Linked DNA regions of Homo sapiens: region 1 is linked to region 2. A link is a loop called in an ENCODE intact Hi-C map of the cell type or tissue named here. Cell type or tissue: endothelial cell of umbilical vein. All regions are shown on one strand. Links, peaks and the distances in the headings refer to the core of each region. The heading gives the core; the rest is flanking DNA.

Region 1 (5,369 bases), core at 206-5,205, 110 kb before region 2:
CCTGTTCTCCTGAAGCAATCCTGATGGTGGGCCCGATGGCGAGGCATGCACCTGTGCCATGGCTGAGGAACAGCTGGGTCTGCTGGTGAGGAGCATGTGCAGGACGCAGCGTGGCCTCCAGGTCCTGTGGGGAGGGCTCTCTGCATTGTTCAATCCAGCCGAAGAGGAATCTGAGGACGGCGCCAGGGGCTCACCCCTCAGGGATGATTCAGCCACATGAGCTGATATTTTTGCCCTTGTAAACCCAGTTGAAAATAGCTGGAGGCTCTCATCCGGGCCGTGTCTTAGGCAGGGCCCAGGCACCACGAGGACACACACCTATGGGTGCCATCTGCCTTCGGGTCCCGTGTAGCTACTCCTGGGAGGCGCCTCCATTCTCCACCAAGATGCCAGCTTGTTCTGGGTCTTCCAGCTCCGGCAGGCCAAGGGCCTGGCTTGCTGTGACTTCAGCACGGAGCCTGCTGAGCAGCACTCACTGTGCGCCCAGCCCATGGGGAGAGCGACTTTCACCAGCTACCCCGGAAAAGGCTGGTGGCTGTCGCCTTATGCTGCAGGGAAGCAATCCCACAGCCCCTCCCATATGGATCACATGGGCTCCATCGAGCTCAGAGACCTTAAAGAAACCATCCAGTTCAGGTTGCACTGCCCCAAAAGGCAGGTGGGGCCTGGCTTCCTGTCCCCACGTTACAGGTGAAGCTCGGCTCGGGGCACAGCAGGCAGTGGCCCAAGGCCATCCGGTGGGTTCCAGGAGGCCAGGATGGAGGGCTCCCCCGTGTGCTCAGCTCTACTTCACCACAGGGCCTCTCCGTGTTAGCAAGTCTCTCCGCCCTCCGCCTCCTGCGTCTGCTCCCCCGGCCTCCGGTGATCCCCGAGACCCTCTCCACCGTTTGCTCTGTCCTTGGGCCTTATTTTGGGTCAGAGAGACAGAATTCCCTCTCTCCAGCGCCTCCCTCTCCAGAGCTCTTGGCTCCTCCTCCACGCCGAGCATCAGTGACCACTTCCACCGTCTCTCCTTGGAGCCCCCACAGCCGCCCCTCAGCTTGCAGGCCAGCATCTGGAGGGGTCTTTGGGACCTCGATGGAGGGCTATCCGAGACAAAGAGATTGGATTGTGCTTCCGACACCCCATGAAAGCAGGGAGGCCGGGGGATGGGAAGGAGGGCCCTGAAAGGCGGATCCAGGGGCACTGCATCCAGGCTTCGGGAGGAGCAGCTTCTTGAGTCTCCGGGTGGAAAAGCCTCTGCTTCATGGGGGCCCTGCACACTCTTGCCGGCCTCTCCTCTTGTCCTGTAGCTGATGGCAAGGAGGGCCCAGGACTGGGGGGTGGCAAAACTGACCTCAGACAGGGAGAGTGAAGGTCGCCCTGGCTCAATCCCAGGGCCCCGTTCTGTTGATTTGGGTTCATCTCCCATGGGAGACTTCGCCGAGACTCAGCTCTGACACCTGCTTTTCTCCATGTTCTTCTGTGTGCCTGGAACTAAGGCTCTCGTTTGTTACGTTCACTGCTGTAACGAAGTCCCCCACACTGGCTGGTTTCCACAACAGAAACTCCCGCCTCAATTCTGGAGGCCAAAGTCTGAGATCGAGGGCAGCAGGGTTGGTTCCTGAGGCCCCTCTCCTGGGCTGGCAGATGCCGCCTCCTCCCTGTGTCCTCACGGGGCCATCCCTTGGTGTGTCTGGGTCCTCCTCTCCTCTTCTTACAGGGACACAGTTAGACTGGACTGAGGCCCACCCATATGACCCCATTTTAACTTCATTACTTCTGTAAAGACCCGATCTTCAAATACAGCCATTTCTGGGTTTCTGGGGTGTAGGCTTTAACATATCATCTTTTGGGGGGAATTCAGGCCATAACACTCATCTTCCATAACTTGGTATAAGTAACATTCTCGGGCTTGGGAGGTGGTGTGTGTGTTGTGGGGGGGTGTCTACGTTACATTGTTTAGAAAACACTATCCAGAGGGGGCTCTCGCCTTTCAGCCTAGACAATAAACTCACAAGGCTGGGTCTTCTGCCCCCATGAAGGGCCAGGAACACATGTGATTTCCACATTTTCTCTCTTTTGGTTTCCACTCATCCATTTTCTTTTCAATCTCAGAATAAAAGAATTCCACACAGAACATTTTCTGTAGCAACAAAGAGTCATTTTCCTTCTCTCAGACATTAGGCTCTTTCCACCTGCACCGGGCATTTCACCCCCCAGCCCCGGTGACACGGGCTGAATCCTGAGTTTTGAAGGGCACAGTTGATGGGGGAGGAGGAGCATTAAGGTTGTCCAACTCTTTTTTTCCATACCAAAGTGGTTTACATTTACTTAATATTAGCTATTACAGATGACCGGAGAGGGGGAAATGCCGGAAATAGAATTGCTATGACTGTTCCTCAGTATGTTTGACTCTGTCCCATCAATCACTTCATTTTATACCAGAACACAAAGGGCCATGTCGAGCCATTGGCACTAACCCGGCAAACCCCACTCTCAGCTGCTGCCAGACTGTGAGCCTTTAAGGGTGTTAGGAGAGAAAGATAATCTTATAGAAGGGGGGTTTCCCCAAATTCCATCTCACACTGAAAATCCCACCAGCACTAGCTGCAGTGGAGAGGAGGACAGTGGGTTTCCCGTGGAGGGTGTGTGAGTCCAGGCTGGTGGCCTCCTTCCTCTGTGTGGCTTTCTGCTGCTCCCCCTGGCTCTGCCCACCTGCATCTGTCCCTGCTCCCTGGGTTTAGGAAGCCAAAAAAAAAATGGCTAAAGGGATTAGAAAGTCTTCATCATCCTGGAAACGTATTTATTTTCTTTTTTAAGAGGCCGGTTAATAACATGTAAGAACTAAATTTCTTCTTGCAAGTGTAGGTGGATGGAGGGTGGTTATTTTTAAACGAATGACTAACCATCTTCATTGTTATTGTCTTATAAAAAATTTAATATCGATCATATTAAACACTAAAAGGGCAGCACTCTTGGTCTAACCCTGAAGCTGGCATCTTCTGGCCCCATGAGTGCCAAGTCTGTTGTCCCTCACATTACATTCCGACTCCTGAATCTGAGAATCAAAGCCATGAGCGTGTGCACCAGATCTGCCTTTCTTGGCCTCTGGCTGCTGCAGGCCACAGCACTCCCTGAAATGTTGCCTGTCCCACACACGGAAGGCAAGGCAAAAACAAATCAACAAACAAAAGCCAATGCCAAAATGCCCCGGCAGGCACACCTTCCACATGCACGTCATGCACTTTCTGGACCACTTGTGGGCACCAAACAACCCACTTACCATTTCCCTTCTGCCTTCATCCTTCTCCTGAAGCTTCAGATGTGCCGACACCTGCAGGGGACAAGGACAACAGTGTGGAAGCAGAACAGACGGCCACTGGCAGTGTGAGCCTCATGCCCGCACTGCAGGCCACGGTGCAGCTAGCCAAGATGCAGCTAGCCACAGTGCCACTAGCCACGGTGCAGCTACCCACAGTGCAGCTAGCCACAATGCCGCTAGCCACGGTGCAGCTAGCCACGGTGCCACTAGTCACGGTGCAGCTATCCACAGTGCAGCTAGGCATAAGGCCACTAGCCACGGTGCAACTAGCCACCATGCAGCTAGCCACGGTGCCACTAGCCACCGTGCAGCTAGCTGATCATCATGGAAAACCCAAGGAGTTCTTGGCTTCCGATGCCCCTGCTTTAACAATGGTAGGATGGCAGGAGAGCAGTCCATGTGCGATGCTTCCTGCTATCTCAGTTGAATTCTCTGCTGTACCCAGGAGAGAAGTCAGATGTGGGCCATTTAGAGGTAAGAAAGCCCCAGGCATCAGGGGCTTGGCGACCAGCCTGGGCGGAACCAGTGGTGCGAGTTAGGAATTCCACAAACCGCCTGTTAAACTGCTGAGGCTTGAACTTATCCACAGGAGAGTCTTTACAGCACAGGAATTTACGAGGGCGACACGTCAGGATGCCGCGTTTTGTTGTTGTTGTGTTTTTTGAGATCCCGTTTGCTAACACAGCACTGGGCTCCTGGCCCTGCTTGGGAAAACCCAGAGTAGATCACCATGCACAGGACGGGCCTTGCTTCCACCCTCCTGCCTCCCGTGGCCTTGGGCAAACGTGCAACCTCCATTTCCTCACTGGCACAATGGTGAGGTTAAGCTCTGTCCACCTCATTAGCTAGAGAAGTTGCTGTGAGGATCAGAGGAGAGGGTGAGATGCAGGGCGGTGGCGGGGAGGGGGGCGGGGTGTGGGGCAAAGAGGTCTCAGGCCCCAGAGCTGGACAGGGTCAGGCCCACGCTCCTGCCATGTGACACTGCCTGCCATTTCTCAGTCTGCCTGGCTGCAAGGATGAAAAGCATAAACATGCACAACTGTGTCTGATGTGGGATCCGGACTCCGCAACGGGCGGCCAATATCTCCTCCGTGTGAGACAGGACCTTGAGTGGTAACATGTACCATAGCCTCAGAGTATTTCTCCAGGGCCTCATGAAATTCTCAGAATCAAAATCGAACTGAATTTGATTGTGAAAATAGATCATTTCACAGCAGGTTCGGTGGCGAGGTTGGGAGAGGACAGCAGGAGTCCCTAGTCGCATCTGTGGAGAATGCAGCCATTGAGCTGCGGTCCCAGTGAAGGGTCTCGAGCATGTGGCCATGGGGTTCACTCAAGAACTTACTGAGAAGTCAAACTCGGGCTACCCAAGACGCAGGAGCTGTTCAGGAATCAAGAGGGTGTGCATGGAGTTTGCACTTAGGGCATACATGGAACAGTGAACATTAGGGTCAAGAAAAACTTCACGACTGCTTTGCAGCATCTGTTCGCCAACTCCTCAGAGGTCCTCTGCGCCCCATCTGAACATCCATTTGGAGGCCAGATCAGCAGTCAGGGCTCCATGGGGCACACACCGCCCAGGGATGCTGGGCCCAGGGGAATGGCGTCTGCTTACCCACAGAACACGCAGGACCAGGGAACACGAATGGGAACAGCCCCACAGGTTCCTGCTTCTGTTTCCCCACAAAGAAGTTTAGGGAGCAGATCATGTGTCTGCAAACGTAACCTGCTTCTCTTTGCTGAGCTAAGAACCCCTTGGCACTGCCCTTCACGTGCCACTCTCAGACACCATGGGGAAGAAGCTTTGCCCAACCCAAGTCAGGGTCTCTCCAGGTGGAAAACCAAGGCGAACCCCCATCTACTGACCAAAGCACAGAGCAGATCAAGCTGAGGATGCCCCCTAGGGTGCCAGGAGAGACATGAAGCCTGGGGACTCTTCTTTTGCAGCGAACAAGGAGGAAGCAGAAATATAAACAGTCCCCCACATAAAGCCAGCCATGACTGGCAACTGGAGCTGCACACTGATTTTCAATCTCCTCTTAATGGGAGGATTCTGGTGGTTGCC
Region 2 (5,369 bases), core at 217-5,216:
CATTGTGAGAGAGGTTTGGATGAGACTTAAAAGTTATGCACATTGCTGTTTGTAAATTTTATTTAAAAAAAGAATTATAAACTCATAATGAACTCCAATTAATGATCTGCATGCTGAAGCGCTTGCAAAGTGAAGTGCATTGGTGTCTACAACTTACTTTAAAATGCATCCGAAAAACCAGTGGATTTGTCGACAGAGGAATTGGCAAATATGTGATAAAGCAATAATAGAAAAATGTTCATTTTAGAATCTAGGAAGAGTTTGGTACACTTTCCTATAAAGGGCCGAATGCATATTGCAGATTTTATGGACCAGACAATCTCAGTCACGATGGCTCGACTCTTCTTCCATTGTTGTTAGAAGCCAGCCATAGTCACTATGCAAATGATGAGTGTGCCTGGGTTCTGTTGTAAAACAAATGCAACTTCATTTGTAGATGTTGAAAGTTGAATTTCATATAATTTTTATGTGTCCCAACATATTTTTTCTTTTGACTTTTTAACCATTTAAGAACAGAAAAACCATTGTTAGCTTGCAGCCCATATAATAACGGGTAGTGGGTGAGCTTTAGCCCACGGGCTATAATTTGCTGACCCCTGACATAGGAGGAGGGCATGTGGGCATTTCTTGTACAATTCTTTCAACTTTTCTGTGTATTTAAAACATTTTCATAGTAAAATATTGGGGAAAATACAAAAAGAAATTGAATACATTACAACAGTTATTTTCTTTAAAGTCTCCTATTAGTATCGTGGCCCTACACGTACCTCACTGTATCTCCCACAATTTTCACCCTATGCATGGTGAAGCACCTTTTTGGTACATAAATATTTGTAGTTGGGACATATCTGTTGTCAGTTGCATTCTTTATTATTCTAAAGAACCTATTCTGGTCTTCCTTGGTGTGTTTCTCCCTGAACTCAGCCTTACCTGACATTAAGGATATAAACCCAGCTTCGTTTCTGTTTGAGGCTGTCCATCCGTTCTTCGCCCATCGTTTCATTTTACAAGCTCTCTCAGTCACAGAGCTTTAGGACTCTCTCCTGGACAGGCACGGGATTGAGTTTTTGATTCTTCTGTTTATCTCGTTTATATTAAATGACCTGACGCGTTTGATCTTGGTTCTCTCGTACGTGTACATGGGACGCTTTCTCTTTTTCTAATGAAAAGGTACAACATCAACACACGGCTTCCTCGTCGTATGGTTTGCTGGGTAATTCTTCATTCAGCCACACATCCTCCACTTCTCAGAACCAACACAGGTGCAGGTGCCCCTCTGCCTGCGCACGGACCTCATCTCCCTGCTGCATACCAGCTTTTGCCTTCGTGATGCGATCCTCCATGGCCTTTTCTGAAATGTGCGGCTGCAAGATTCTGTCTCCATTTCTTCCTGCACCCTTGCTTCGCCCAGGCTGGAGTGCAGTGGCGTGATCTCGGCGCACTGCAACCTCTGACTCCCGGGTTCAAGCGATTCTCATGCCTCAGCCTCTCGAGTAGTGGGGATTACAGGGGCCCGCCACCACGCCCGGCTAATTTTTGTATTTTTAGTAGAGATGGGGTTTCACCATGTTGGGGAGGCTGGTCTTGAACTCCTGACCTCAGGTGATCCGCCCACCTCGGCCTCCCAAAGTGCTGGGATTAGAGGCTTTAGCCACTGGGCCCGGCCAGCTGCTGCTTTTGATATCTCTTCCACCTCCATGGCTTGAGGTCTCACGTACACCCAGATTTCATTACAGATAGAGCTCATGTTTCTTATTCCTCTTGTTGTGTGCGGGTCTTCCTAGATGTTAAGGGGGAAATTCTGCCCTTAGACCACTGTTTTTGTTTGTTTTTTTGAGATGGAGTCTTGCTCTGTTTCCCAGGCTGGAGTGCAGTGACGGGATCTAGGCTCACTGCAACCTCTGCCTCCCAGGTTCAAGTGATTCTCCTACCTCAGCCTCCCGAGTAGGTGGGATTACAGGCATGTGCCACCACACCCAGCTAATTTTTGTATTTTTAGTAGAGATGGGGTTTCTCCATGTTGGCCAGGCTGGTCTCAAACTCCTGACCTCAGGTGATCCGCCCCCATCGGCCTCACACAGTGCTGGGATTACAGGCGTGAGCCACTGCGTCCAGCCTAGAACACTGTTTTTAAACTGAAAGTCTTGCTGTGTATTTTAAATCAGCTTTAATCATCATTAATAGACTTACTGAGTTTTTTTCTATTTAAGAAGAAAAACAGATGTTTTCCTTATTCAAAGAGAATCTATGGCCATTCTTTTATATTGCTGCTGGGTTATTAAAACAAGTTAGTCCATAGGTTAATGTAATATGGTTGGGAAGTAAGTCCAATTTCCTATAAATGAACAAAGCATGAGTAAATATAATTTCTCCACACAAGTAAGTAAAACAAACATCATAGTCCCCAGGTTAAAGTTATAAAAAATAAACCATCTGAGTTTGAGTAGACTCTCATAGGGAGATTACTGGCAATAAGTGACTCTGTTTCATGACGGCAAGATGCATAACTAGTTTTAAGTACAGTTTCCCAGAAAACTAAAGGTCTTTTTGTTCTCTGCCACTGATCTACACGTGTTTCAGCACAGTCTGCCTATCTACACAATGCCAGACACGTCCACACTGGGACTCGAACTCTCAGATGCACTTGTCTTGCACCTCTACACCCAAACGTTCTCACTTGAGTGTCCTTGCAACTTCTGGGCTCTGGTGCCAGCCATAATTTGACCCAACATCGAACCAAGATCTGGGGGTCAAATTAGTCTGTTTCTTTCTCCTTCCTCTGGCCACAGTTGCCTGACTTTGGACGGCTGCCTTTGACCCTGTGTGCAGGCTTAGAGGTTGTCAATCAAGGAGCTCCACCTCCTGGCCAAGTGTGGGGCTGGGATACAAGCCAGGCCAAGGAGACTCTAGTTTGAAACCCAGATCAGGGTGATGGAGGGATGGAGGTGAAACTGTCAAAAGCAATTCCTCCCAGGGCAGTGACCTGCAGACTCAACTACGTGGATCCCCAGAGCTACCTGGAAACTGCTCTTTCTTGGTTGGTTCTTTAGCTATTCCCCCGGCTCCAAGTTCCCACATACCCTGGCCTCTTGGATTCTCAGCCCATATTCTGTGGCCTGCAACCAAAGACCTTGACTAGCTCCTCTGATCACTAGCCCCATTCTAAAACCCAGAGGCCCATGCCAGACACTGGGTCAGGGCTAAGGGTTCTCCCAGCTGGTCTGCAGGTTGGTAGGCCAGGCTTTCTAATTAGGTCAAAGATGGCTTAGAAATCCAGGACAGGAATGCCAGGGGCATGGCCACCATGAGGAGAGCCCAGGGACCAGAACACAGGGCAGAGAGTCCCGAGTCAGGCAGGATGCTACCACGGGCAATGGGAGGTGGGCGCATGAGCTCTCTGTATTATTTCTGATAACTACTATCTTATCTACCCTTCTTTTTTTTGTTTGTTTTTTGTTTTTTGAGACGGAGTCTTGCTCTGTCGCCCAGGCTGGAGTGCAGTGTATCTTATCGACTCTTCTTATAATAATTATCTCAAAATAAAGAGATTTTAATGGCAGAAGTCAACAGGCTCGCACCCATTAACTACTCACCACACTCCCCAGGCCGTGCACTCTGACCTGGGGCTCACCTCTGACCGCACTGAGGACTGGGCACCTGGCACATCCCTCATGACCGACTTCCACTCCACCAGCGGGCCCAACCCTGCACCCCGCACCCCCCACTGAGCCCTAACATCTGTCCACTCACGTTCCCTCCTTCACCACTGCCCCTCCATCCGAAGCTGGCAGGGCCCTCTGCTCACAGCGACCCATTCCCCATTGCTTCCCAAGCCCCTCCTCCTCCCCCTCATCCAGGCTGTGTCTTCGCCTCCTGCCCTCCAGCCCACAAACCTGCCCATCTTGCAGAAGGCGAAAACAAACCCTTCTCTGCAACCAGGAGCCTCCTCAGCAGCCTCTTACCATTAGCAACCCAGGTCCCTAAGGAGCAATCTGCTCTTTGCCTCCATTCCTCATCCCTCACCCACCCCTGCCCAGCCATGCAGTCTCACCCTCACTAGCTCCTGCCCAGCCATGTGAGTCTCCCTCTCTCACACACCCCTGCACAGCCCTGTGAGTCTCCTCTCACTCACCCCTGCCCAGCCATAGGAGTCTCCCCCCACTCACCCCTACCCAGCCGTGTGAGTCTCCCCCAACTCACCCCTGTCCAGCCATGTGAGTCTCCCTCTCTCACTCACCCCTGCACAGCCCTGTCAGTCTCCTCTCACTTACCCCTGCCCAGCCATGGGAGTCTCTCCCGACTCACCTCTGCCCAGCCGTAGGAGTCACCCCCGACTAACCCCTGCACAGACATGTGAGTCTCCTCCTCACTCACCCCTACCCAGCCATGTGAGTCTCCCTCTCTCACACACCCCTGCCCAGCCATGTGAGTCACCCCACTTACTCCTGCCCAGACATGTGAGTCTCCTGCTCACTTATCCCTGCACAGCCATGCGAGTCTTCCCCCACTCACCCCTGCACAGCCACGTGAGTCTCCTCCCACTCACCCCTGCACAGCTATGCGAGTCTCCCCGACTCACCCCTGCACAGCCACGTAAGTCTCCCCCCAACTTATCCCTGCACAGCCCTATGAGTCTCCTCTCACTCACCCTTGCCCAGCCATAGGAGTCTCCCCCCACTCACCCCTACCCAGCCACATGAGTCTCCCCCAACTCACCCCTGCCCAGCCATGGGAGTCTCCCTTTCTCACTCACCCCTGCACAGCCATGAGTCTCCCCTCACTCATCCCTGCCCGGCGATGGGAGCCTCTCCCCACTCACCTCTGCCCAGCCATAGGAGTCACCCCCTACTAACCCCTGCCCAGCCTTGTGAGTCTCCTCCTCACTCACCCCTGCCCAGCCACGTGAGTCTCCCTCTCTCACACACCCCTGCCCAGCCATGTGAGTCACCGCTCACTCACTCCTGCCCAGACATTTGAGTCTCCTCCTCACTTATCCCTGCACAGCAAAGTGAGTCTCTCCCCAGCTCACCCCTGCACAGCCATGCGAGTCTCCCCCTACTCACCACTGCCCAGCCGTGCAAGTCTCCCCCAACTCACCCCTGCACAGCCATGGGAGTCTTCCCCAACTTACCCCTGCACAGCCATGCAAGCCTCCCCCCACTCACTGCTGCCCAGCCATGTGTCTCCCCCCATTCACCCCTGCACAGCCACACAAGTCTCCCCCGACTCACCCCCGCACAGCCACGAGTCTCCCCACACTCGCCCCTGAACAGCCATCTGAATCTGCCCCTCACTCACCCTCACTCCACTCTGTCCTGACAAGTCCGCCTACAGAATCCGTGGCTGTGATGGTCCTCCACCTCACCGGT

Evidence for each region. Peaks named below come from ENCODE experiments on the same cell type or tissue, not always from the same donor. Only the 100,000 strongest peaks of a DNase experiment are listed, where the experiment ranks them.
Region 1: a loop joins it to region 2, with 10 times the contacts of the local background. A loop is called at or near these places in 12 of 110 quality-filtered maps.

What each region holds. Positions count from the first base shown.
Region 1 is chr21:42,274,842-42,280,210 of GRCh38, reverse strand. ABCG1 (ATP binding cassette subfamily G member 1) reads right to left here. Exons shown (of 15, transcript NM_016818.3): 5 at 3,266-3,316. Among named protein-coding and RNA genes, the nearest start is that of TFF3, 38 kb to the left of the region's middle. In endothelial cell of umbilical vein, for the core only: no CTCF peak of the experiment used is centred there; a DNase peak (open chromatin) is centred at 2,370; H3K27ac peaks cover 973 bases.
Region 2 is chr21:42,162,078-42,167,446 of GRCh38, reverse strand. No RefSeq gene overlaps it. Among named protein-coding and RNA genes, the nearest start is that of ABCG1, 54 kb to the left of the region's middle. In endothelial cell of umbilical vein, for the core only: a CTCF peak has its summit at 2,875 (motif pointing left); a DNase peak (open chromatin) is centred at 2,836.